Linked DNA regions of Homo sapiens: all the other regions are linked to region 4. Evidence: chromatin contacts called from ENCODE Hi-C or POLR2A ChIA-PET data. All regions are on one chromosome and are shown on one strand. The core of a region is the stretch at or near the end of the contact, and the rest is flanking DNA. Distances in the headings are between cores, read along the strand shown. Region 1 has its middle 190 kb from the start of LINC02513. Region 2 holds the start of TLR6 (toll like receptor 6). Region 3 overlaps TBC1D1 (TBC1 domain family member 1). Region 4 holds the start of LINC01259 (long intergenic non-protein coding RNA 1259).

Region 1 (5,671 bases), core at 1,801-4,300, 330 kb after region 4:
ACATTTCTCTCCCATGTCACATGTGTTTATATTGCATCTGAGAACAAAAGGCGGTTTAAAATTCTCCCTTTTCTCACCTGCTGAAGAGCAGCACAGCCTGTGGCCGGCCACTAATCAGGCCCTACCTTGCTCCAAGTTTTCCAGAACACTCCTCAAATACTCTTTATATCCCATCATTGTTTACCCCAATTCCTGCTCAGGATTTTTTTCAGCCTTTCCAAAAAGAAGCACAATTTAACAATTAGTTTAAATCACTCTTAGCTAAGAATCCTCTTTTCAGGGGCACGTGGTTGGAGCAAGAGTGCCACCTGGTGGAAAATTTGGGTCACTGCCAACACACATTTCTTGGGCAAAGGTGGTTAGGCTGGACCTGAGCAGGGCTCCCACTGCCTGGAAAATTTCCTGGAGAGCTACAAGAACTAACTCAGCAATGCCCAGGTACCAGTTTTACTGCAATTCACAAGTGTTGTTCAAATACAAGTTTGGGACTTTGAGGGGATGCATTTCTTGGCTCCAAAGAAAGCCCAGAATGGGGATTAGGATTAAGTGAGGCAGAGTCTCGCAAGTACAGGAGTGCATCCTGTCTTTACTTAAAATTTTAATGCTTTATTTATTATGATTTTTTTTTGCATTTTGATTTTTTTTAACTGCATTAAAATATTATTTTTCTTGATTACTGAGTTTTGGGTACCCGCTCGCATTTCGTACCCACGACAAAGGTCTCACTTGCCTCCCCCTAGTACTAGCCCTGCCAAAGCCCTCTGAAAAAGGATTTCGCTTCCTTTCAAAGCTCTGGCAATAAGAAATTGACCCCTGGCTCCTGTCAATTTCCCACACATCTGTCTCCACTCTTCCCCATCTGAGAATGGTCTTGGTCCACTTCTGTCATCACCGCACCCCTTCCTGCTCTAGTTGATACACCAACCCCAGTCGAAAGAAAGTACACAAACCAGCATATACACTCGAGTATAACAAGTGAATAAATGGCAAAAAAAAAAAAAAAAATGTGCCAAACAAACCTCATCGCAGGTTACTGCTCCTTTGGCAGGCAACTAACAAACCAAGCTATAAAGCTGCTTCTGCTTTTCCCAGATCCAGGACCACCAAGCCACAGGAAATCAGGGCAAAGGGCACTTGTCAACACTCTGCCCTCACCCAAACTTGGCCATAGCCCACGAAAGGTCAGCCTAGTAACATTTCTTCCTCAACAATGTCCAAACTTAATGCCAACATCAGGCCAGGTCGCCATAAAGCTCTATATCTGGGCTGGGTTATTCCAGTCCCCTGGTTCACAGCCTAAGCCTGGTGGAAGGTCTTTACCTGTAATGCATGAGTGGGCATTGGGGGTTGCGAACATGGTTCTGGAAACCTCTGAAATTTTACGCAAATTATGTGCTTATTATTTTCCTCCCATTTTCGAAGGAGGCTTTGACTCTATAAAGGGTAAGAATCACAACAGTCTTAATAAAGTCTTCAGCCTTTATCAAAGGTCTATGCGAGAAATAGCAACAAGAAATACCTTCCTCTGCGTAGCCTGGTAAAAACAAGCATCAGTGGCCTGCTCTGTAGTATATAAACAGTGTTGGGCCATCCCAATGCAAAGACCCAAGCGTTTCTTAGTGTAAAGAAAAAGGGAGACTTTTTCTCTCTTGATAAACTGGAATCTCACCTGGATATAGAACAGGATAATCCAATATAGAACAGGATAATCCATGTTTCCTTCTCTGCCTTTTGCTGCCTCCTTAAACTCTTTTTCAGCCTTACCATGGCTCTCAGGTAAAGTTCTTTTCTGCAAGCTCTAGACTTTCCTCTGAAATATGCTTTCACCATCTGGGCATCCTTACTCTTCCTGCAAGACCTGGCCCTCGTGTCAGCCTTCTCAACACTACCAGGCAGGGCTGAACACAGTACACACACTTCTGTTATTAAGCAGATTGTTTTTCTGGAATGATCTGCATATGTATCTATCTTCCTCACAAGACTGTGAGCCCAGGAGCACAGGAAATCCAGTCTTATTGGTTTTGGTACCCTCAGTACCTAGCACAGAGTCAGTGTGTAAAAACAAAGTTTCAGTGAGAGGATAAATCAATCCATGAATGAATGAACAAATACCTACAAAATGTGTTTTCCTAAAACATTCTTTGACTTTTTCAACAATGTGTGAGCCTCAGTAATAACGATTGACGGACAGAGCAGACAGACTCCCCCACCACCCCCAATGCCTTCATTTCCCAGATAAGGAAAGTGAGGTTGCAACAGACACCAGCGGCACCGAGCCCAGCAGCTCCCCTCAAGAGCCACACCCAGGCCAGCTGCCAGCCATGCCGCAGCTGTGTTCTGAGAACATGTAGCACCCCCACGTCACTTGGCAGGTATTGCCACAGGCGTGCCACGTCGCCTTGCTTTTCCTTTTCCCTCCTTTTGCTGCTCCCTGGTTTAGGGTCCCCGTCACCTGTGCTCAGAGCACACAGTAGGGAGACAAGTGATTGGGGGGATTCACAGGAGAGAAAGTATGGTGGCTGGGAGATCCTCACTGTATCCCTAGCAAGGTCTGGAAACCTCAATCTTCATGATCCTTTGTCATTAACCATACTAAGGGTCCCCATTACTATGGGAACTTGGTTAATTCCCATTAACCAAGTAATGGGAAACCTGTTGACTCTTTCAACTTATTTCAACATCAGGATACAGAGAGCTGAAGTTCATGCCCAGAAATGCATCACCCATGAACCTAAACAGCTAGTTTTACTCTGCCTCCTCTCACTTGAATTAGTCTGATAAAAACCTCAGGGCGGCTGCTCCAAGCTCTGCTTGTCCCAAACCCATTTCAGAAACTGGAACGTGAGCTGGGCAGAGGGAAGGACTAACCCCCTGCTATTGTTCCGGCTTTGGAGAAAAGACCTACAAGGAAACTCTCAGCCCAATGCAGCTGTGGTGGTTGCTGAATCGTCAGACTTGCCACAAGCAAGATAAAAACTTTAAACAACAAAGGACTTTTCCGTGTTCTGCTGCACGCGGTTTCTTGTTCTGTTTTGGTTTCTCCTGGTGGTGTGGCCTGGCCTGCAGGGTTTCCTGACACTCTGCCCACCGCAGTCAGGAAGGTGCAGAAGCAACGGAACCCCTCACACTGCTTCTCAGTGGCTCTCCTTAACAGGCAAAGGAAACAATTTTTTTAATACAGGTAAATCCAGAAAGGACCTAAGGCTTTGATTCATTGGGGTTTGGTTTTGTTTTTATTTTTATTTTTATTTATTTATTTATTTATTTTATTTTATTTTGAGACAGAGTCTTGCTCTGTCGCCCAGGCTGGTGTGCAGTGGCGCGATCTCGGCTCACTGTGAGCTCCGCCTCCCGGGTTCACACCATTCTCCTGCCTCAGCCTCCCGAGTAGCTGGGACTGCAGGCACCGGCCACCATGCCCGGCTAATTTTTTGTACTTATTTTAGTAGAGACGGGGTTTCACCGTGTTAGCCAGGATGGTCTCGATCTCCTGACCTCGTGATCTGCCCGCCTCGGCCTCCCAAAGTGCTGGGATTACAGGGGTGAGCCACCACGCCCGGCCTATTTTTATTTATTTTAGAGACAGGGTCTTACTCTGTCATCCAGGCTAGGGTGCAGGAACACCGTTGTAGCTCACTGTAGCCTCCAACTCCTGACCTCAAGGGATCCTCCCGCCTTGGCCTTCCAAAGAGCTGAGATTACAGGAGCGAGCCACGGCACCCAGCCTGATTCGTTGTTTGTGAGCAGCAATTTGACCTTCTCTTGTCCACGCCTCAGAATTTAGGTCTCTCCTCTGAGGAACACAAAAACCCACATAGGAAGAGAGAGGAATATTTCAAATTTAGAGCTGAGAAAAGGGAAGTCCCTTTACTCTTCATCCTCAAATGTTTACCCAGTTCATGTGTCTCCCCTCTTCCAGATATCTAGTAGAAATGGGCCACTTGGCCCTGATCACGTGGTTTTCTGTTCTATGTATCTCTTTTCTGTCACCCCAGATTTTAGATATTTCTGTTTCCTTTTGTACCTATTAAGTACAAAATAGATACTGATTAATTGATAATAGCCACCGAAGTCTAAAGCCAAATTAGAGCCATTTTTATTATATAAAAATATAAAGCATTTATAGGCCGAGCGTGGTGGCTCATGCCTATAATCCCAGCACTTCAGGAGGCTAAGGCGGATCATTTGAGCCCAGCCTCGGCAACAAGGTGAAATCCTATGTCTACAAAAAAAGACAAAAAATTATCCAGGCATCATAGTGCACACTTGTAGTTCCAGCTACTCAGGAGGCTGAGGTGGGAGGATCAGCTGAGCCCCGGAGGTCAAGGCAGCAGTGAGCCATGGTTATGCCACTGCACTCTAGCCTGGGCAACAGAATAAGACCCTATCTCAAAAAACTAAAAAAATTATAAAACATTACTACAAGCCAGACCCTTTATTTTACATTTAATCCTCACCCCAATCCTATAAGGAAAGTGTTTTTATTCTGTTTTACACATGGAAAAACCTGAGGCTTGGAGGGGTTAGTGTTTTTTCTGGTAGAGCTACAGATACTAACCAGGCCAAAGTCTCATTCCTAAAATCCTACCATTGCCTCCTAAACCAGCCCAGCTCTTCTCACTCTTATCTACCTTGGATGGGCATCAGGCTAATCCTTCCTTCATCTCCTCCATTTAACCAGCTCTGGACTGGGAACATGGCACAGTGAGATATTTCTCAACATGAGAGTGACGGCTGGCACTCCCTACCATCTTGTCTGTAGCTGAATCCCTGATCAACTCTACTTCTCGCTGTAAAAAACAGACCAGACCTCAGAATCCTTCTCAACACAGCACTCCAGGCAGCCACTAGCAATCAATCAGCATTGCCTTTGATGACATAGCCAGTGACTAATAGAATTTAATTTCCATTTCTTTCCCATCCTTCCTGCCTGATTTCCCCAGTGTTTCTGGGGCAGATGGATGGATGGATGGATGGATGGATGGATGGATGGAAAGGAAAAGGAGTGCTCCTCATACAGGAGAATCCTTCTTGGCACCACTCCTAATTTTGCTGACTTCACTCAATGCCAGAGCTTCCTTACAAAACTTGCTCTTCACATGAGGCATCTGTGGCGTTTGTTATAGGAACTGGTGAGACTCACAGGTCATTCTGAGGCCATATGGACCCTCTACATCAGCACTTTGCTTCTCCCTCAGTCTCATTTCCTCCCATCCAACATATGCCTGAGCTTAAAAACATCCATTCACCCCGTACTTCCTTCTTCTTTTTAAAGCTCAAGCTGACAAGAGAAATTTCTTTCTCCCACTCACTTTTTTTTTTTTCCTATAAAGGGTAAAAAAGATTTACAGCTCTGCTGTGGGGTACGCAGGGAGGAAGAGTGATTAAAAACTCTTTGGTGTCTTTGGGGCCATAAGTCCCTTAACCTGAGCCATTAGGTACTTAGAGCTTCGGAATCAGCCCGTAATTTAGCTTTGGTCAGGAAAGCATGTTTTCCAAGCCCCCTTAAGTCCCAACGTCAGTTGAAAAACTATCTAGTTTTGATGCTATCTGGATATTCTTTCCCTCAGCAAAACACTGCTTGGTGGTTGAGAGGAAGGAAATGTTAAAAATTTATATTCAGGAGAGTTTAAAGAGGAATAAAATAGCTCTTATGAAGCGACATTTTGGT
Region 2 (5,652 bases), core at 540-3,039, 350 kb before region 4:
TGGGAGTACAGTTGCCTGCCACCATACCCAGCTAATGTTTGTATTTTTAGTAGAGACAGGGTTTCGCCATGTTAGCCAAGCCGGTCTCGAACTCCTGACCTCTGGTGATCTACCCACCTCGGCCTCCCGAAGTGCTGGGATTACAGGCATGAGACATCGTGCCCAGCCTGCACCTTGATTTTCTTCACTTCATAGTATATCCTGAAATCTTTACCCCTCAGCATACAAAAAAACTATATGATTTGCACCAAACTCCTTACTATTATGACTTCTCTTCTGTGTCAGTCACTATTCCAGCCACTTTAAATTCATTATCTTTCCTAAAAGTACTCCCATTTTGTGGATGAATAAATGGAGGTTAAGGGACTTGTCCCAAGCCTCACAGTAAGTGGCCAAGTGGAGGTTCGGCCCAGTACTGTCTGTTTCTTTGTTTGCTTAACTGTCATTGCCATCTTCGCTATTACTTGATTTTTGTGTTTTTGTCATCCCCTTACAGACGTTTCTGAGTTATGACAGCCTCGACAAGAATAGTCTCCTTGTTTCTGAACATTGGTGTTGTGATGCAATCTCCTAATGAGACATGTCAATGTGCCCAGATCTGCAGTGATAGTTGTCTGTTTTCTTAAGACTTTAGTCCACGGTTACTTGAAATTCCCTCAGAGCCACAGCCAGCCCTTTCCCTTGGCTTGTTTCACAAATCTGGTTTTCCAGGGTCACAGATACCTGCTGCTTTCTGGCTGTCTCCTTTTGCCAGTGGAGCAGAGATCCATCCACTCCTTACTGAGCCTCCCCAGGCCTGAGGAGACTTCCTGTTATGTTTGATGAGTAAGGATGAATCACAAGAAGCCAGCCTTTCTCTTCCTCCTGAAAGCAGAAGTGATTCTTACGGAGATGTCCAACTTTGTCATTAGCCAAATTGTAAGGTCTTAACTTGTTGTTGTTTTTTTTTTAATAAAGATGAGATTGTGCCAGACAGTGAGATAAATTATAGAATGATTGTTTCACTCATGCCTTCTGTCCTTTGCAGAACTCAGTTAAGCAAGAAGTCTGGGGAAAAGGGTTTACTGTCCACCAGAAGTCTCTGTTTAACCAGAGACTTCTGGTAATCAGCCTTTGTTGATGTCATTCTGAAATTCTTCTAAATGGTCTTTAGAAAATTGATTTTTAAATTAGTCTTGCAGGATTTCAGTGTTATTTATTATTCCTAAATTAAAATCTAAACCATTTAATAACACCAAATGTTGATCAGAATGTGGGTATGATTGCTCGTACATATGGCTAAATATGTAGTCATAAATATGTATCAACCAGTAAACTTTCCTTAGAAGTTGATTTTTAAAAAAAAACCCAAATTGTGGAACTATACTTATTTTATTTTAAACTATCTCATCCAGCTAAAATAATGCTCAAAATTGCTTGATAAGGGAAACTGCAATTATTCTTGAAATGTTAAATATGGTGATAATAGAAAACAGGCTGTTTAAAATAACTTTCCACTCAGGTGACAAATGTAATAACCAGGCTGCAAACTCTTACAGAGAAATATTACCTTAGAAAAATATTTTTCTTCACATTGAATTGTTTGTAAGTTGCTTCCTCACACGAATTAGAAAATTGGATTACTGGTTTTGTCTGTAGCCCAGAAAAAACTGCTAACTCACCTCCGGACCTTTGAAAGGTAAAAATATACGTAGGAGTAATTCCAGTGTGGGCCAACAGATGGCACCAATCTGTTTCTAAGGTACCGCTTTACTCAACTTTAAGAACTTGTGTTTGTCAAGCATTTTCAATTGTATTTCCGTTCATTTACAAGTTATTTTCTCTTCTTCTGAAAAAGAGATCTTGGTAAGTAGAAAGACTTCTGTGGCTTTTTCACATTATGGCACAGGTGCTTCAAGTAAGCAAGTTTGCTAACCATTCATTATATAGGAAATAGGTAATGTTTCCTTGAAATTTTTGCAAAATGATTTGAAGTGGTTTTTTTTGTAGATGTTGCAAATGTCCTTTGAATTTCACGAGCAGGATGAAGAGCAGCGTCTTTACAGCTGTCTTGAAAAGATAGAAAACAACTAGCGCTTGTGGTGATAATTAAGGAACAAAACTAATGTTATTTATTTCTTCTGATTTGGCCCAGCGAATTTTCTCTTTTCGTCTTTCTCTAGTTTATTGTTTTCAGTAACATTTAACAGTAATTTTTATATACCACTGATATGGCACCTATTTATTATATGTTTTTACAGCAGACGTGTGTTTGATCTCCCTTGTCGTTTGTCACTGTAACAGTTTGCTGGTCTGTGTCTGTCCCTAATTCATAAGCTTTTTGAAAGCAGGAATTATGTCAGTCCTATTCATATTTATATCCCTGGTGCCTAGTGCGTAGCATGGCACTGGCAGAAAAATAGACTCTGAATAAACATTTATTAAATGGAGGAAGTGGCCGGGACCAAGCCCCTTCACAAGCTTGAATCTGGCACAGTGTAGCAATTGCCTTCCTCCAGGTCCTTCCACCTTCAGTTTGACAAATGAAACAATGTTTTTCTTGCCTATTTGTTAACTTGATTATGTGATCTTTCCTCCACTTATTTCACTTAATTTTTTTTCTGCTCTCTTCTTCCTTGTAGTTTTAATTTTCATAGGTCTTGTCTACCCTTTTTTTCTGAAATGTAGCTTATTTCATCTATTTCCTCACCCTTTTTATTTGATGCATTTAAAAAATCAAGAGCATTTACCTGTTTATTTTTACTTTCTTTAAAAAACTGTGAACTCTCTAATCTTCCACTCTCATCTTCCCATTTTTCCCTCCTTTTTTCCCAATAAATAGAAAAGTTACTATCTTGTTCATTTAGTGTATTCCCTAGGAACTGCCTCAGGGTATGAACGCCTCTGGAGGAATATTGCGTTTTTGTGGCAGGATACCATAAGGACAGCTGACCAGCTTTTCCACCTGGTGACTGATTTTCAGTCCCATGAACCCAGACACCGTGGGTCTGGTTGCCGGGGACCTGTAGGGTAGGTCCTCATCTGTGAATGCCAGTTATCTACTATTATCTGAAAGTTCTCCATCTTTATATTTTAATATTCCAAATAAAACAAGCACGTTTCTTTAAATATAAAATATTTTCACACAGCTATAAAGACAACTCTTAAATTGCCTTACGATAACTTTTTTGGATTATAAAGGACATTCAAAATGAGACATTTTAGGGATATCTGAAAGTATAAGAAAGAAAATTAAATTCATCTATAATTCAGAGATTCAGAGAACCACTATTATTAGTATTTGGTATATTTCATCACATTGTTTGTCCTCTAGCTTTTACGTATATGTCAGGTTTTAATCATATTTTGCAAAATTAGAGTCTTACTACATATATAATTTTTTTTTTTTTTTTTTGAGACGGAGTCTTGCTCTGTCGCCCAGGCTGGAGTGCAGCGGCACGATCTCGGCTCACTGCAAGCTCCGCCTCCCGGGTTCACGCCATTCTCCTGCCTCAGCCTCCCGAGTAGCTGGGACTACAGGCGCCCGCCACCACGCCCGGCTAATTTTTTTGTATTTTTTTTTAGTAGAGACGGGGTTTCACCGTTAGCCAGGATGGTCTCGATCTCCTGACCTCGTGATCCACCCGCCTTGGCCTCCCAAAGTGCTGGGATGAGAGGCGTGAGCCACTGCGCCCGGCCATAATTTTCTATTACTGTATTCATTTAACATTATCATTTTTTCAAAGTACAGTATTTGAGGCTATTATTTAATTATACATAACTGATTTAATCATTTTCTACACTAGACATTCTGATTTTTTCAATATTTCATTATGTCATGAGTATCCTTATAGTCATATCTTCTGTGTGTTATTTTTGACTATTTCTTTAGAAAATTCCTTGTAGTGGAATTGCTAAAATAAAGGAAGGTATATTTTTAAGAAATTTATGTAAATTACCAAATTACCCTTTAGAAAGCTTGTACTAATTTTTCATTCCTGCCTAAGTAGTAAATGAGGGTTCTTATTTTAGTTTCCACCTACCAACCTGGATATTATATTTTTTAATTTTCCCTATTTGATAGGTGAAAAAAAAATCTTGCCTTTTAAAAAATCTTTTAAGAAACAAGAGTCCTCCTTTGACCCCCTTCCTCTTTTTATGCTTAAATATCTTATAGTAAAAATAACAGGCATTCTGGAAACCTATTTCTAAAAGCTTTATTCTCTATCTCTAAAAAAATTACATTTTCCTAAAATAGCCAAATAACATTATAAAAAATTACAATTTATTTCTTAATAGCATCTAATGGCTGGTCCATCATAGAATCTGCCCCTCCTTCTGTTACTGAATATGTTTTATAGCAAGTCTGTCTTAACTGAGATCTAATCCAAGATCATGAGTTTCATCTAGATGTTATGTGCTTTTTTGATTTAACGTGCTGTTTTATTTTTTGTGAGATTGCACATTATTCATATTATTGGCAATTGATTTTTGGCAAATTATTCAGTAAATAGTACAGTAAACTTAATTTTGAATGTTAAAAGTTTGAAAAATATAGATAAAAACTAAGAGGAAAATAAAGTTCCATTATAATCTTACTGTGCAAAGATAATTACTGTTCATATCTTGGTATGTATCTTATTAATTTTTCTACTTGCATAGGTACATATTTACTTTGGTACTTTTTAAATAAACTGCTTTTTGTCACATATAGTGAAAATATTTTCATGCAATTCGATTTTTATTATTTTTAAAGGCTACATAGTACTATTTAATTATACAGAGATACTAAAATTTATTTGATAACCTGCTATTTTTGGATAATTGAGGGATTTGTTTTCAAAATAGAATTTATTTTTGCCAGGAGCAGTGGCTTGTACCTGTAACCCCAGCTCCGTGGGAGGCTGAGGTGAGAGGATGGCATGAGCCCAGGACCTTAAGCTATGATTGTGCCACTGCACTCCAGCCTGGGCAGTGGGACAAAACCCTGTCTCTTAAAAAGAAAGTGTTTAAGAAAATAGTAATGATAATAATTTATTTTGTGACGGCCACTTTATTGTAGTCTTTTATTGGTGCTAACATTTTTTCAATGACTTCTCTTTGGCTTTCCACATTGACAGTCTTATAATCTAAAAATAATAATGATTTTCTTTCTTCATTTCAGTATTTCTTCCTGTCATTTTTTTTCTTTATTACAGTGGTTAAAACTTCCGGAAAGAACAATGTGTGCATTCTTTTTTTTTTATTATTATACTTTAAGTTCTAGGGTACATGTGCACAACATGCAGGTTTGTTATATATGTATACATGTGCCATGTTGGTGTGCTGCACCCATTAACTCGTCATTTACATTACGTATATCTCCTAATGCTTTCCCTCCCCCCTCCCCCCACCCCACGACAGGCCCCAGTGTGTTATGTTCCCTTTCCTGTGTCCAAGAGTTCTCATTGTTCATTTCCCACCTATGAGTGAGAACATGCGGTGTTTGGTTTTTTGTCCTTGCGATAGTTTACGAGAATGATGGTTTCCAGCTTCATCCATGTCCCTACAAAGGACATGAACTCATCCTTTTTTATGGCTGCATAGTATTCCATGGTGTATATGTGCCACATTTTCTTAATCCAGTCTATCATTGATGGACATTTGGGTTGGTTCCAAGTCTTTGCTATTGTG
Region 3 (5,934 bases), core at 1,736-4,235, 450 kb after region 4:
TCAGGAGTTCGAGACCAGCCTGGTCAACATGGAAAAACTCCGTCTCTATTAAAAAATAAAAATAAAAAAATTAGCCAGGTGTGGTGGCAGTTGCCTGTAATCCCAGCTACTCCGGAGGCTGAGGCAGGAGAATCACTTGAACTCAGGAGGCGGAGGTTGCAGTGAGCAGAGATGGTGCCCCTGCACTCCAGCCTGGGTGACAGAGCAAGACTCCATCTCAAAGAAAAAAAAAAAAGAAATGTAGGCTGGGCATGGTGGCTCACGCCTGTAATCCCAGCACTTTTTGGGAGGCCGAGGCAGGTGAATCGCGAGGTCGGGAGATGAAGACCATCCTGGTCAACGTGGTGAAACCCCGTCTCTACTAAAAACACAAAAAATTAGCCGGGCATGGCAGCGCACGCCTGTAGTCCCAGCTACTTGGGAGGCTGAGGCAGGAGAATTCCTTGAACCTGGGAGGTGGAGGTGGCAGTGAGCGGAGATCGCACCACTGCACTCCAGCCTGGGCGACAGAGCAAGATTGTCTCAAAAAAAAAAAAAAAAAGAAATGTAGCTCTGTGTGAATGCTACCAACCTGTGGCCCTCTGGCTGCCTCCCAGCTGCAGGGTCCCTGATGGAGGCACCATGGAGACTTGGCTTCCCCCAGCCTTCCCACACACTCATGAGGGCAGTGCCAGAAACCAGGGCAGCCTCCGTTTCAGCCTAGGCAGAAGAAAGGCACATGGCAGCCTGCAGGAAAGCCTAGGGCCAGCAGGACCAAACCCTTCCCATCCCTGCTGGCTTAACCATCCCCGTGGGTAGAATCACAGGTAAGGCCCCCCTGGAGGAGGAGTTTCCACACCAGCTCACATTCAACACACAAAAACACATACATCAATGTTCACAGCGGTATTATCCGTAACAGCCAAAAGTGCAAACAATCCAAATGCCTCTCGACTGGTAAAGGATAAACCATATGTGATGTCTCTATACAACGGAATATTAATAAGTCATTAAAAAAGAATGGATTACTGGTATGTATTATGACATAATGAATTTTGAAAACATGTTAAATCAAAGAAGCCAGACACAAAAGACCACATATTATATGATTGCACTTAGATGAAGTGTTCAGAATAGGCAAATCTATAGAGACAGAAAGTAGATTAGGGGCTGTCTATGGTTAGAGGTGGACGGCAGTAGATTGGCAAGTGACAACTACAGGTTTTTTTCTAGGGGGACAAAAAATGTTTCAAAATTAGACTGCGGTGGGTCGGGCTCACGCCTGTAATCCCAACACTTTGGGAGGCTGAGGCAGAAGGATCACTTGAGGCCATGAGTTGTAGACCAGTCTGGCCAACATGGTGAAACCCCGTCTCTAGTAAACATATAAAAATTAGCCAGGCTTGGTGGGGCATGCCTGTAATCCCAGCTACTCAGGTCGCTGAGGCATGAGAATCACTTGAACCCAGGAGGCAGAGGTTGCAATGAGCCGAGATCGCACCACTGCACTCCAGCCTGGGCGACAGAGCAATACTCCGTCTCAAAAAATAAAAAATAAAAAAAATTAGACTGTGGTCATGGTCACACAACTCTGTGGATATACCAAAAAATAACCTCACAACATTGAATTGTACATTTTAAATGAACAAACTGTATAGGATGTGAATTATATCTCAATAAAGCTGTTTTTTAAACAAAACAAATCTATCCTTCTAAAAAAACTCCCTCCTCAGAGCTGATCCAACCCTTCCTTCCCTTGCAGGGCTGCCTGTTTACTGAAGCAGGCAATAGGGTACACAGAGGACCAGGGACCAGGATGAGGCAAATAGGCCCCCAGGGTGTAATCCTTAGGAGACACTCACTCTCAAGGTCCTGGAAGTTCAGGGTCCACACCTGCCAGGCCCTGAAAGTGAATGCCTCCTTACATTTTGCACCCTGGACACGTGCTGGCCTCACTCTAGTCCCAGCCCTGATTTTGAGGCTGCTCATGTTCATGTATGTCCACAAATTCTATCCACCTGGAAATATTTTCAAACTACTCGTCATTCACTTGCTTTAAACTCTTCAATGGCTCCCTGGTATAGGTTAAAATTCAAAGGTTAACAGATCAAGATCACTCACTTTGGACATTCTCCTGCAGGCACACAGGCACACACTCTAGAGTTAGACCAGCCCTAAGGAGGAATCTGCTGTCAGGTGCTGTAGCATCGTCATGGGTCAGCTGGTATCAGAACAGGAGGGCAGGGATTCAAATCCAGGCGATGTGACTCTAGCATCTCAGCATCCAAGCCCTCAGCCCTCTTCCCCTCAGCCCTCCTACCAAGCAGCACTGGCTCAGGTGCTATCTTGTGTCACCAATAACCTTAGCTCCAGCCCTCACACAGTGTTATGGACTGGCTGTTTAAACGCCGGAGGTTCACTAGGAAAAGCTCAGTCAGTGTTAACTCACAATTGTTAACAGGCACAAAAATAGCAAGTCGAGGTAAAATCTTGCCATTCACTGTGACTTCCTTGACTTTTGAAATGACAAGCCAAGAAGCACAATGGGGTGTGGGGGCGGCGCAGGGTGGGTGGGGTAGGGGGCGGATGGGGAGGTGATCAAGTATCTTTAACCATAGAAATCCATGAACAATCAGATTCTTGGCTTGCAATATTTTATCTTGAACCTGGTCTTTGTTCACCACAGAAAAGCAAAGTTATACAGAAAGTAAATTAAGAACAATCTTAAAAATCCACGTCTCTGCCAACTGAAGACAACTTTTTTCTTCCGTGTTTTGCCCATGCCCTAAAACCCTGTAGAAAAAGAAAAACATCTAGATTTCAGAAAGTAGCTCTCCATTCAAATAAGTTGCAAATGAGCAAGGAATATAAATATTATAGCAAGATCAAAAACAAAAACACGCAGGGAAAAAAAAAAAAACAAGCACACTTTTCCGGGATTGGAAAGAAACAAGGGCAATCAAGATGCGGGGAGCAACACTGCCACCAAGTGGTGACAGTTTCTCAAGTCACCCTCTGAGGTCCGAATTGAGGTCAACCCTCTCAACGTGGCAGCAATCAGAATCCTGAGGAGTCTAAAAAGAAAGAATTCAGGCCCAGACCCCATCCCCACACTCACTGACAGTGAGGGAGACAGCCAGGAAGGCATGTCTGGCCCATGTTTTAAAAAATCTCCCCAGGTGCTTTTGGTGCACAGATGTCACTATGCTTGTATTTTCCAGCAAAGTTTCACCTGCAGTTTATTCCACTTATCCACTAAAATTTCCTGCTGGTACGTAAATTATTGAAAACTATATATGACACATGTAAATCATGTTTCATGTAAAACATGTAAATCATGTTTCAAATCAGTTCCTAAGTTTTTCACAATAATATAAATTGGTCATCATAAAGATTCAGATTATATACTTCAGTTTAGGCATTACTGTTTATTACTGCTTACATCTCAATTGATATCTAATATCTAATCCACTAGACTTAATGTTACTATAAACTAGGCATATTGACATAGCTACATCCACAAGACAAAAAAAACTTTGAACTTAAGTTTCACTGGACTATTTCTTATACAATGGGTTTCAAATCAATAAATTATTCTTATCTATATTAGGCTTTTTTTTACAAGACATATAAAGTCTGAAAGCTTCTATTGTTGGTGAAATGCACAATATAATCTGAAATGCTTAAAGGAAAAGTATAAAACTAAATTTAATATTGTTCCCTAGCACATAGAGGTAAATAAAATGATTTTTCCCCGTTTCAAAGTTGGGAGTTGCCTTAAAAATTGTTTCTTAATAACAAAGGATTATCTTTTGCATAATACACCCAGAGAGAAAATTATGGAGATTATGTACTACCAGATATCTAGTCAGAAGTTGATTTTCAGCATTTTTTTTTTGTAGGCTTGACAATTAGGTTAGAGCCCACGGCTGAGAAAACAAACGCCCACACTGTGTCTCCTGTGCTCCATAAGAGATAAGGCCTTGCCTCCCTGGAAAACCAAAGGGCAGGAAAGACGCAAAGCACCATACATTTGGGTTCACCTGGCATATGGTCAAATCTTTCTTTAAACCTTACCATGTTTTTAATCACTGCATTTTCCCCATCACACTCACTCTTTGCTTCTTCAGACAGCACAACTCTTCTCAAAAAATATCCCTGATGACTCAGACTTATTTGAGACTTGAGAGACTCCTGGAGTCCATCACTAGAGACCCAGGGCAGCCTGACAGACAGGCCTAACCTAGGATGCATCAAAGATCTGGACTGGATTTCCCACGGTTGTTTATTCTAAGCCCTGCCTCCTCACAGTGGACCTGAAACATCAGCCTCACTGGGGAGCTTGTTAGAACTTCAGAACCCACCCGGACCTACTGCAACAGAGTCTGCCTTTTAACAAGATTTCCAGAAGACTCCAAGCACATCAAGTTTGTAAAACACCGCTCTAAACCATGATCTGAAGAAAGCCTCTTAATCAACAGGTGTATGAGGTCTTCATCTGACAGATGAGACTGCCTCTATCTGCTTTACCTTCAGTACAGGCCAACGATGGCGATCCACAGTGAGGTTCTGAAAAAGAGAGAAGGCTGTCACACAGACGTAAGCATCCTTACCCTTTACTCAGAGGAGCAAATATGTCTCTCTCATGAACAGACACTTCTCAAAAGAAGATATTCATACAGCCAACAAACATGAAAAAAAGCTCAACATCACTGATCATTAGAGAAATGCAAATCAAAACCACAAGGAGATACTGTCTCACACCAGTCAGAACGGTGATTATTAAAAAGTCAAGAAACAACAGATGCTGGTGAGGTTGCGGAGAAGTAAGAATGCTTTTACACTGTTGGTGAGAATGTAAATTAGTTCAAACATTGTAGAAGATGGTGTGGCAATTCCTCAAAGATCTAGAACTAGAAATACCATTTGACCCAGCAATCCCATTCCTGGGTACATAACCAAAGGAATATAAACCACTCTGTTACAAAGATACATGCATGCATATGTTCACTGCAGCACTATTCACAATAGCAAAGACATGGAATCAACCCAAATGCCCATCAATGATAGACTAGATAAAGAAAATGTGGTACATATACACCATGGACTACTATGCAGCCATAAAAATGAATGAGACCATGTCCTTTGCAGGGACATGGATGAAGCTGAAAGCCATTATCCTCAGCAAACTAACGCAGGAACAGAAAACCAAACACCACATGTTTTTGCTCATAGATGGGAGCTGAATCATGAGAACACATGGACATAGGAAAGGGAACAACAAACACTGGAGCCTGTTGGGGGGCGGCAGGGAGCAGGGAGAGCATTACGAAAAATAACCACATGCTGGACTTAATACCTAGGTGATGGGTTGATAGGTACAGCAAACCACCATGGCACACGTTTAACCATGTAACAAACCTGCACATCCTGCACATGTACCCTGGAACTAAAAATAAAAATTAAAAGAAAAATAAATCCAAATCTTAAACACACCCAACCTGCAGTAGCTTCGCTAACGCCACCCTCTGCCTAGTGTATAGTTACCAAGAATGAATGGTCCTTCCACATACTCAGCGTCACACAAGGCATTCACCCTAAGAACCCACAGCACCAAGAGAGAATGCACTTTCTATAGTTTCTGCGGCAGCCAGAAGTGACTGCCACACTTAAAGCATCACTAAAGCCATTTGCTTTACATTTAAACAGGCAGCTTTCAGGATTCTATTTCACGATCTATTTTTATTACAAAAACATTTGCCTTGCCAAGTCTCCAAGTAAAAATCGCTGATTTCCTATTTATCATACAATTTCCCTTCAATGTAGTACCTGCTGTGCACGTGACCTACTTAGTATTTGAGAAGCAGGGACCCTCTGAGGTTCAGGATTAAAACCAGCCCTCTTAGACTTTGCTAACTTAAGGCTGTAATTCTTACAAGAGACCAACTGGTCACT
Region 4 (5,318 bases), core at 2,522-5,021:
GGAGACCACCAGTTATATGCACCATAAATTATCAAGACAGCTCACACTCTGCAAGGTATTTTAGACAAGTAATCTCATTTAATCCTCATGCTAACCCCAACAAGGTACTATCATTCCATTTTACAGATGACGAAAGTGAGATTCAGAGAGATGGAGTTATATAAAGTTGCAAAGCAAGTAACTGCTATAATTGATCTTAGGACCCAAGTCTGTAGTGGCTGAGAACATGGGCTCTGGAGTCATGCAAATCTGTGTTTGAATCCTGACTCTTCCACTGTCTTGTTATGTGACAAGTGTCCATGAGCTGCTATTTCCTCCTCTGTAAAATGGGACAAATAATAATAGCCACTTTCGAGGGTTATGAAGGATAAATGAGAAATGCATTGAGTAAGTGCTTGATGTGTAGTAAATGCTCAGCAAATACTCCTCATCATTGTCATCGCACCAAAACGCATTGTAGTTCCCCTTTAGCAGGTGGTCTCTTCCATTTCTATGCAAATCTTTCAGGGAAAGAGGCATCAGTGAAATACACTGAGAGCTCTGACTGGGGGAAGACTTCCCAACTGTGATGATGACTAAAGGCTTCGTGCAACAATAGAACTTGATCTTCATGAAAGGATAGAATTTCAATAGGTTGAGGTTGGGGCAGAAAAAATATTCCACACAGAGGTGAGGATTTCAGCTGAGGCAAAGAGGAAAGCACAGTGAGTTTGGGGAATGATAACTACTATTGGTTAGAGTGTAGGTTTTTTTTGTAAGGAGGTTGGTGGAGATATGGCTGAAAAGAAGCAAGATCCTCACAACTCAGGTGATGTTTCTAGAAGGCTTTCCTACAACCTTTGCTCCATAGGGGCTGCTCTGGCTGTCTTCTCTATTCTGGGCTCTCACATCAACTTACTATTTCCTGGGGCTACTCTTCTTCTCAGCCCTGTGAATTGCTCTGTCATCTTCATCCTTCTTTTTTTTTTTTTTTTTTTTTTTTTTTGAGACAGAGTTTCACTCTTGTTACCCAGGCTGGAGTGCAATGGTGCAATCTCAGCTCACTGTGACCTCCGCCTCCCAGGTTCAAGTGATTCCCCTGCCTCAGCCTCCCAAGTAGCTGGGATTACAGGCATAGGCCACCACGCCCGGCTAATTTTGTATTTTTAGTAGAGACGGGGTTTCTCCATGTTGGTCAGGCTGGTCTTGAACTCCCGACCTCAGGTGATCCACCCACCTCTGCCTCCCAAAGTGCTGGGATTACAGGCATGAGCCACCAAGCCTTGCCATCTTCATCCTTCTTTATGCCATGTGCTGTACATGGTGCTACACAGTTGTGTGTTCTAACCCTTCCAGGGTGTTCTCAGATAAGTTCCCAAAGTCTTACTGGATGGGTTGGATTGGAGGTGGGGCGGGGGCTGAAAGAGGGTCATGACAGGTTAGAATGTCTGAAAGATGTAAAAGACAGTCCTTTTTTTTTTTTTGCCGATATAGGTTTCAGGTTTCTTGGCTTTTTCTAGAGGACTAAATGAAATCACAGTAAAACAACCTGTAGCATGTAGGGGAGCCATGCATTTCTCAGGAAGTCTGTCTCTGAAAAGACAGTCTGGAGAGGTCAGATAAGATTTAGAAGAACATGTTTTTTACCTTCATAGAAACAGAGGATACAAGGGAGAAAATATCTGGAAAAATCTCAGATATCTGCATAAACAGATGCAGGGTTTATGATCTAGAGAACGACAACGGTGTTTTCCAGGAACTTAGCAGAAAGAAGATGCTGTGCGTGGAGGATGTTATGGGTTGAACCGTGTCTCCCCAAAATTCAAATGCTGAAGCCCTAGCTCCCAGTACCTTGGAATTTGGAGATGGAACCTTTAAAGAAGTAATTGAGTAGCCGGGCACGGTGGTTCATGCCTGTAATCCCAGCACTTCGGGAGGCTGAGGTGAGCAGATCACACGATCAGGAGATCGAGACCATCCCGGCCAACGTGGTGAAATCTCATCTCTACTAAAAATACAAAAATTAGCTGGGTGTGGTGGCACGTGCCTGTAATCCCAGCTATTTGGGAGGCTGAGGCAGGAGAATCACTTGAACCCAGGAGGTGGAGGTTGCAGTGAGCTGAGATCGCGCTACTGCACTCCAGCCTGGCGACAGAACTAGACTCCATCTAAAAAGAAAAGAAAAGAAGTAATTAAATGAAAATGAGATCATTAGGGTAGTGTCCTTATAAGAAGAGGAAATTTGGGCACAGACACAGACATGTCTTCCTTCCACACAGAAGGAAGACCATGTGAGGACACAGGGAGAAGACAGCTATCTGCAAGCCAAAGAGAGGGGTGTCAGAAGAAATCAGCCCTCTTGACATCTTAATCTTGGACTTCCAGCCTCCAGAATTGTGAGAAGAATAAATTTCTATGGTTTGAGCCACCCAGTCTGTGGTACTTAGTTACGAGGCAACCTTAGCAAACGAACACACAGGACAAGAGAATATGGTTGGCTCAGCTTCTGACAGCATTTGGTGTATTTTCTTTGCCCTTGCATTTTCATTTGTCTGTCATGAGCTCCAAATGAGCTGCATACTTCATAGATTGATCTATTTAATTTTTAGGATTCTGTCAATGTTAAAAAATGGAGAAAGTGGATTTCCTTCCACAAAGTGGATCCCTGTGATTTGTGTAATCCATGTGTAGCTCCACTGTGGCAGCCTTGAAGCCCACAGGGCTCAGCCTCCCATTTTCTCCTCCAGCCAAAGGAACCTTCTAGACTTTCCTGAGGCTTGTAAGAGGCAGATGGCACAGGGTGGCTCCATCATGTACCAGACAGTGAGCAACTTAACCAATAACCCTTTAAGATTTCCGTTCCCTTTGAGTCTCCTTACCTTGGTCTTCCTTTCAACCTTTTCCTCCACAGTCAAGGAGAATCTAGGAGCCTTCCCGGTTGCTGGTGAAGCCTAAATTTTTCTTCTTGCTATTTTGCTATAAACACTCCCCTAGGCCTGATTTTCAAAATTGTATTTACCCAGCTTATGACTCTCTACAAGTTCCTCAAGTCTGACACAGAGGGTCTTTGACCCCTCTGTTGATGTGTGGTCAGGAGCTTGCCACATGGATCCCAGCATCTCCCCACACCACCATATGCCTGTGTGAGGGCTGGCTGGCGTTCGACCACAGAGAGGCTTTGTGACTTTGAGGCCTGGTATAATTCCTAAGACCAAAACATTGCAAACATTCCACTGATTTGTTGCTTCTTCACCCCTGGGCCTGGCCCACTCTGTAGCATTTCTGCTGCTTAGTCTACTCACAACACAAGGCTGCCTAAGTAGTCCTCACCTTGGTAGTACTCACCCCTTCCCTAAGTGTCTACAGCTTCGGGCAGTGCTGGCTGCACTGTAAGCCCCACAGAAGGACTCCAGGCTCCAGGTCAACCTGCAGCAGCAGATGAGGCTGGAGCCAGGGAGTGAAATTCACTCAGGCCTCTCTGCAGTGGTCCTGTTTCCCCTTCCAGGAAATAATCCAGTTTCTCAAGAGCTTAAGTGTCTCCATCAAAACTAGCTCAAACACCATCTTCCTGTGGTTTTATGAGGGAGTTTCTTGGAGAAACTGCTCCTAACCTTATATCCTTGAGCACTTCTCATCCAGTTCCAGATGACCTTCAGAAGGTGGTCCCACAAAAGCCAGGGCCATCTCACAGCTCGCCTCTGCCAGGGTGGTAGATTTGAGGACCTCCATGGTGGTGCCAGGTTGGCCTCCTCCCTCTCTGGCAGTCATGATGAAGGCATTCACCTGTCTTGTGTCTGAGCTGAAAGTGGCTCCTCTGCCTTAAACATCCTGGGTGGGACTCAGAACCATAGCCCGATATGGTTGACTTCTCACAGGAAGCCTCTAGTTTCACCCCACAACAACCACAAAATAGGAGTCTACCTTTTCATATCTCCAAAACAAAGTCCACCTCGTAGAGTGCATCGAGTAATGTAGACATTTAACGAGGAGAAGGAGAAAAGGGCTTACATCGCACTCTCTATTCAACACTTTGGTTTTCCACACTTCCTACCAGTTAAATTTCTTCTTCAGCCATCACCTGCTTGGTCTTCCTTCCTCCAGCGTTCCTTCTCCTCTCTGAACCCTTTCTTAGAATGTGTGTGGTCTGCAGATGTTTAATGTAGTTAGTATTTCACGCATGTTAATAAGGTCAAATTGGTTGGTAGTGCTGTTCAAATCTTCTATAGCCTTTCTGATTTTTCATTGTCTACCAGTTTTATCTAGAAGTGTTAAATCTCCAACTATGACTGTGATTAATCAATTTCTGCCTTTACGGATGATTGGGACTCATCAATGTTTTCTCCATGTATTTTGATGCTTTGTGATTAGGTTGCATACATGTTCAAGATGTTAGACCTTCTTGGTTAATGAATTATTTGATTATTATGAAATGTCTCTCTTCATCTCTGGTATTACTCTTTGCCTTGGAGTCTACCTTGATATGAATATAGCAAGCCAGCTTTCTTATAACTATCTTTTGCATGTGCTCTTTTACTTTATATGTCACAAGTCTGAGTCTTTATACTTAAAATATTTATCTTGTAAACAGTATACAGGTGGGCTCTGCTGTGTTATCCAGATTGACTATTTCTGCCTTTTACTTGAATTGTTTAATCTATTTACATTTAACCTAATTATTGATAGTTTGGGTTTCAGTCTGTCATCCTAATATTTGTCTCCTTTGTTCTTTGTTGTCTTTATTTCCTGCCTTCTTTTGAGTGAACCAACTATTTTTTAACTGATCGTTTCCTTTCCTTTATTATATTTTTGTTTTACTCATATCTTTGTGCTATTTTTTGGTGGTTGCTCTAGGATTTAGACATCCATCTTTAAGTTGTTATGGTCTACATTCAAATATTCTGTTACTTCTCAAACAATGCACGGATTTTACCATCATGTACTTCCATTTAGCACCTCTCCTATGAGGGGCACCACCTTCTGTCATGCTGATCGTGTGTGTGTGTGTGTGTGTGTGTGTGTGTGTGTGTGTTTTGGGGTGAGGTCAATCTCATGTGTAGTTGTTCTAGGTCTGGGTTCGTTTGTAACTTCAGTTAGATATAAGTCACCACTGGCCTCCGATATCATTAAGACAATATGAGGACTTCCCCTTCAGCAGATCTCTAAGTGCCAATGAGACTCCAGGGATCCCTTTATGCTCTGTAGTTAACTGGTCAGCTTTCTAAACTGCAAGTGATCTCTTTCTGCTTTATAACCTGACTGCCAGCTTTTGGGGCTGCTGGGGAATTCTCTTTGCTGGTCAGTCTTACCCCTGGATGTTCATGCCTTCAAACACCTCTCTC

The links. A loop is a pair of places that touch in the nucleus more often than their neighbours do. ChIA-PET counts read pairs that join two places held with the same protein, here RNA polymerase II (POLR2A). Pooled maps may share reads with other maps.
Region 1: a loop to region 4 is called in a map of naive thymus-derived CD4-positive, alpha-beta T cell, with 2.7 times the contacts of the local background. The contact joins the enhancer-like site here to the promoter of LINC01259 in region 4. A Hi-C loop is called at or near these places in 2 of 168 maps with a recorded cell type or tissue (mammary epithelial cell and naive thymus-derived CD4-positive, alpha-beta T cell), 15 of 37 single-sample maps with no recorded cell type and 6 of 50 pooled maps. POLR2A ChIA-PET finds 5 or more read pairs at or near these places in 1 of 52 experiments (CD4-positive, alpha-beta T cell).
Region 2: a map with no recorded cell type shows a loop between it and region 4 (4-fold over the local background). The contact joins the promoter of TLR6 here to the promoter of LINC01259 in region 4. A Hi-C loop is called at or near these places in 4 of 37 single-sample maps with no recorded cell type and 7 of 50 pooled maps.
Region 3: a loop to region 4 is called in a map with no recorded cell type, with 5 times the contacts of the local background. The contact joins the enhancer-like site here to the promoter of LINC01259 in region 4. A Hi-C loop is called at or near these places in 1 of 168 maps with a recorded cell type or tissue (GM12878), 14 of 37 single-sample maps with no recorded cell type and 7 of 50 pooled maps.

Annotation. Positions count from the first base shown.
Region 1 is chr4:38,174,475-38,180,145 of GRCh38, reverse strand. No RefSeq gene overlaps it. Among named protein-coding and RNA genes, the nearest start is that of LINC02513, 190 kb to the left of the region's middle. RefSeq lists enhancers at 53-112, 413-582, 2,313-2,582. Within about 2 kb of position 3,050, at least 22 of the 41 ENCODE cell types and tissues checked have a DNase peak (open chromatin) inside an H3K27ac peak, as active enhancers do.
Region 2 is chr4:38,852,954-38,858,605 of GRCh38, reverse strand. It overlaps TLR6 (toll like receptor 6), which reads left to right and starts at 1,789. Exons shown (of 2, transcript NM_006068.5): 1 at 1,789-1,845. RefSeq lists an enhancer at 141-1,340.
Region 3 is chr4:38,059,234-38,065,167 of GRCh38, reverse strand. All of the region lies in intron 14 of TBC1D1 (TBC1 domain family member 1), which reads right to left. Among named protein-coding and RNA genes, the nearest start is that of PTTG2, 100 kb to the right of the region's middle. Within about 2 kb of position 2,985, at least 12 of the 41 ENCODE cell types and tissues checked have a DNase peak (open chromatin) inside an H3K27ac peak, as active enhancers do.
Region 4 is chr4:38,508,220-38,513,537 of GRCh38, reverse strand. LINC01259 (long intergenic non-protein coding RNA 1259) reads right to left here and starts at 3,771. Exons shown (of 3, transcript NR_149076.1): 1 at 3,591-3,771. All of the region lies in intron 1 of LINC01258 (long intergenic non-protein coding RNA 1258), which reads left to right.